2 separate regions of the Homo sapiens genome follow, and region 1 is linked to region 2. A link is a loop called in an ENCODE intact Hi-C map of the cell type or tissue named here. Cell type or tissue: endothelial cell of umbilical vein. All regions are shown on one strand.

Region 1 (2,500 bases), 320 kb before region 2:
ACAAAAATTGACAAGTGAAACCTAATTAAATTAAAGAGCTTCTGCACAGCAAGAAAAACTATCGATGGAGTAAACAGACATCCTATAGAATGGGAAGAAATATTTTCAAACTCTGCATCCAACAAAGGCCTAATATCCAAAATCAACAAGGAACTTAAATCAACAAGCAAAAACAAAATAACCACACTAAAAAGTAGGCAAAGGATATGAACAGATACTTCTCCAAAGAAGATATACAAGTGGACAACAAACATGAAAAAATGCTCAACATCACTAATCATCAGAGAAATGCAAATCAAAACCACAATGAGACACCATCTTAGTCAGAATGGCTTTTGTTAAAAAGTCAAAAAACAACAGATGCTGGCAAGGCCGTAGAGAAAAGGGAATGCTTATACACTGTTGGTGGGAATGTAAATGAGTTCAGTCCCTGTGGAAAGCAGTTTGGAGATTTCCCAAAGAACTTAAAACAGAAACACAATTCAACCCTGCAATCTCACTACTGAGTATATAGCCAAAGGAAAATAAACTGTTCTACCACAAACACATGAACTCATAGGTTCACTGCAGAGCTAGTCACAATAGCAGAGACATAGAATCAACCTAGATGCCCATCAAAGGTGGATTGCATTAAAAAATGCGGTATGTATACATCATGGAATACTATGCAGCCGTATAAAAGGACAAAATCATGTCCTTTCCAGTGACATGGATGCTCTGGAGACCATTATCCTAAGTGAACTAAAGCAGGAACAGAAAACCAAATACTGCATATCCTCACTTATCAGTGGGAGTTAAAACATGAGTACACATGAACATAAATATGAGAACAATAGATACTGGAGAGTATAAAAGGGGGCAAGGGATGGATGAAAAACCACCTATTGGGGAGTATGCTCATTTCTTGGGTGATGGATTCAATCGTTCCCCAAACATCAGCATCACACAATATACCTTTGTAACAAACCTGCACATGTACCCCCAGAATCTAAAATAAAAGTTGAAAAAAAAAAGGCACTAGAGATATAACTTTGCAGTCAGCCCTGTGGCTAGAGACTCCACACAAATTTTTTTCTTTAATAAGTTATATAAATATGTTGCTTTTATTGTATGAAATATATTCTCTTCTGGATAACTGTTTGCCAATTCTCGGGCTCCTTTTTGGGGCCACCCAAAGCTTTTGATCAGGCATGCCATTTTTATTCTCCATAATGTAGCTGTCCACTATTTGTTGTGATACCTGAGAGAATGAGGGAATGACAAAACAAAACAAAAAGCTAAAAGTCATTCATCTGTGACTATAACTAACTATATATAATTCAAAAGAGAATAAAGAACTTTTCCCAATAATTTCATTTTGGGAGAGTAGAATGAAGCCTCATATTCCCAAATGCCTATTATCACTTCCAAACAAATTTCAAATTAGTTTTGGCCCATCTATGCCTTAAGAATAGTTTTCTAGTACAGTGGGCTTTCTATTATTTTTGCCTTGCCTCTGGATCTCTGGCTTTCTTTTCTTCTCTTGCCCAAAATATTGGTCTAAGGAATGAGAATGTTAGAAGCAGCTAGATATAGATATAGACTTAGACATATGACATATAGACAATATAGACAAATATAGACAGTTGATATGAATATGGATATGTACATGTGGAATTTTAAAAAATTCCCCTAGATTGCATAAGTGATAGACATTTTTAGATATATAAATTTCATTATTTCATAGTAGCTGTCTCAACTGTGTTTCCACATAGAATCCTAGGATTCAGGAGCTCAGACTTTGTAAATACACTTGTCTTGTGATCACAGGCATGTCTTAACCCTCCCTTATTTTCAATCTCCTCTGCTGTAAAATGGGAGTAAGTCACTGCTGTGGTTTGAATGTGTACCCTCAAAAATTCATGAGTTAAAACTTAATGGCCAATGTGATAATATTAAGAAGAGGGGCCATTAAGAGATTTTGTTATGAGGGCTCCTCTCTCCTGCATGGGACTAAGGCCCTTGTAATAGAGGTTTCTCACAGTGCTTAGCCCTTTTTCCCTCCTCTGCGTTTCACCATACGAGGACACAGTGTCCCTTCTCTCCTGAAGATGCAGGAAAAAGGCACCATCTTGGAAGGAGAGATGGACTCCTCACTAGACACACTGAACCTGGCTATTTCCTTGATCTTGGATTTCCAGCTTGCAGAACTGTGAGAACCACCAATGCCTGACCACCATGCAGGGCTGTTATAAGGAGTAAAATGAAATAATGTAAGTGAAAGTAAGCATTTTGAAAGTGGAAAGTAGTATATAAACAGAAGGTTCCATTATCTTTAATCAAAACCGCTAGAGAACACAGGCATTTTTCATCCTTATTGTATGACATAAACAAATTTGAACACTAAAAATGAAATCAGCCCAAAGTAAAATGTTAGAAATGACAATGAGCCATTTTTCACAACAAAGAAATTGATTTTCCATAGATGTTCTTTCCTATTGCATGTAAAGGCCTACATCCA
Region 2 (2,500 bases):
AGACAAGCTTTTCTTGCATCTTCTAACTCACATGGACAAGAAGAAATGAATGTTGAAGTTAATGTTAAAACATAGAAGAGCATATTGATAGTACTGAGACAAACATTTGAAGGATCAAGGAATCAGAAGAATGTTGGAAGAGATCTCCATAGCTCAAAGTTTCTCTAATACCCTGTGCAGTAATTGAATATTTCCAATGACAGAAAATTAATCCAATGTCCCACCAAGCAGCCCAGTCCAAATATTAGGACATGGATCTCAAATTGAAATAGGTGCTCTCCTTTTTTAATCTAAAGCCTTTGATCTTAACTCTTCTGTTGGTAATTATAGCTAAAGTATGTCTCATCTTTCCCAATGCAATGAAGCTCCAAGCCTTGTCTCTTCTCAGCCAAACATGTCCAGCCCTCTCCACCATTCTCTATGAAGCATGGTTTCCCACATCCTTAGCCAAAATGGCCCCTTTCTCTGGACATGCCTCCAAGAGGCAAAGGGCAGTTCTCTAGGAAGGAGAGGGCTGTGATCCATGAGCAACCAGCATTCACAGTACCTGGCCAGGTAAAGGGGATTTGGACAGGGCAACAACTGCTCCAGAAATAATCCAGTACTGTAATAACCCAGTACAGAAATAATCCAAACTGTGCACAAAAGAATTCATATCAGAACTTATTATTAATTTTAATTAGACACATGGTAATATTGATTAGAAAGGCAGCAACCTAAGTGTCTATTATAATGAAATAATTTTGTCATGTCTTCTCCATGGAGTATTATGTAGCCATATTACTCAGCTATCAAGAGTATAAAAATAGGCCAGGCACGGTGGCTCACGCCTGTAATCCCAACACTTTGGGAGGCCAAGGTGGGCGGATAATGAGGTCAGGAGATCAAGACCATCCTGGCTAACATGGGGAAACCCCATCTCTACTAAAAGTACAAAAAACTAGCCGGGCATGGTGGCTGGAGCCTGTGGTCCCAGCTACTCGGGGGGCTGAAGCAGGAGAATGATGTGAACCTGGGAGGTGGAGCTTGCAGTGAGCTGAGATCGCACCACTGCACTCCAGCCTGGGCAACAGAGTGAGACTCTGTCTCAAAAAAAAAAAGAAAAGAAAATATAGAAAATGATAAAAAAGAAATATGATATGTTTAAAAAGTAACTCAATATTATAGCTGATGAAAATTATGAGCAAAAATACATACATTAAATTTTTGGAAGACATATACTAAAAATGTTCGTTGTATTTGCATGGTAGAAATATGAGAGATTTTATTCTTCTTTGTCCTCTTACTTTTCCAAGCTTCAACAAGAACATTTATTCAGGCTGTGTAATTCAGACTACTTGAATTTTGCAGATTTTTTTCAAAAAAGAAAATCCAGAGAACACACTGTGTGTACCCAACACCAAATGTGGCACAATTTGGAGCATATATTGAGCACTTAATAAGTATCTGCTGCCTGCTTGAGGAAGCCAACTCAGCAAGGCCACTTCACTGAACTGTGTGGATTTTGGCAATTTGTCAGTGAAACAATGTTTTTCCCAGGAAGGAAAATAATCTGCGGCAAAATAAACTGTAATGACTACTTTAAAAATAGTGTTGTTTCCCTATGTAGCCATTCCTCTCTAAGCAGCAAAGACAGGACATGCCTCTCCCTCCGTCATGCAGCACAAAGCTTATCTAAACACAGAGCCACCATCAACTTTTAATGGAAATGCCTGGAGCCAAGCAGGAAGCAGACCCTTGGGTTTCACGGTCCTGTAAATCACCAAGGCTCGTTGCTGGATAACTTTTACATCTTTTATCACGAAAAGTAAAATAAACGTAAATGATTTGTCCCTTGTAAGAGGTTAATATCAGTTTGATTTGTTTTTGTTGAAGCTCAATAATGAAAGCTTACAGTCAAACACAGAAATATCTACTCCTCTCTGCACAGCTTTTCTACCTCTAATAGTTGTGGCTGGAACCCTCTTCCTAAGACCCTAAGCCAACCAAAATACATTGCAACATCTCCTTCTCTCAATATTCTCAGCTCCAATTGGCTTTCTATTCAGAGAAATGAGGCCAAATTCCATCACAATGATAGTCACTGCGACAGCCATCTTTCGGCTGATTTCATTCAGTAGTAGATTAATTTCTGGTGCAAAAGGACCTAATGAGATCAGGCGTGTTCCGGGTGGTATGGCTGTAGACTCTACTGCAAAAGGATCTGGATGGCCCCTTGGGCGCTGTGAAAAGCTGACACACCTAACTTCATGATATTACATCTCAGTATCACAGTGAACAGAATCTCAAGGTTCTGCTCCTCCTCCAGCACTGTATTTCATCTCAAAACTTGCCAACATCAAATAGTGACAAATGCAGAATGCAGAGACCAGGTGGAGTGCTGGGTTCCGGTGAAAACAAGGGGGACATACACACAGAATCACCTTTCAGGATGCTTACCAACTAATCGCCAATGGCTGGGCATACAATGAGTAAAGATTTAATTAACAAAGTAACCTGT

Evidence for each region. Hi-C counts contacts between places; a loop is a spot of excess contacts. Peaks named below come from ENCODE experiments on the same cell type or tissue, not always from the same donor. Only the 100,000 strongest peaks of a DNase experiment are listed, where the experiment ranks them.
Region 1: a loop joins it to region 2, with 2.0 times the contacts of the local background. A loop is called at or near these places in 1 of 110 quality-filtered maps.

What each region holds. Positions count from the first base shown.
Region 1 is chr2:137,183,760-137,186,259 of GRCh38, reverse strand. The region is part of intron 7 of THSD7B (thrombospondin type 1 domain containing 7B); the gene reads right to left. Among named protein-coding and RNA genes, the nearest start is that of THSD7B, 420 kb to the right of the region's middle. In endothelial cell of umbilical vein, no CTCF peak of the experiment used is centred here; no DNase peak of the experiment used is centred here.
Region 2 is chr2:136,863,160-136,865,659 of GRCh38, reverse strand. The region is part of intron 1 of THSD7B (thrombospondin type 1 domain containing 7B); the gene reads right to left. Among named protein-coding and RNA genes, the nearest start is that of THSD7B, 99 kb to the right of the region's middle. In endothelial cell of umbilical vein, no CTCF peak of the experiment used is centred here; a DNase peak (open chromatin) is centred at 1,559; H3K27ac peaks cover 348 bases.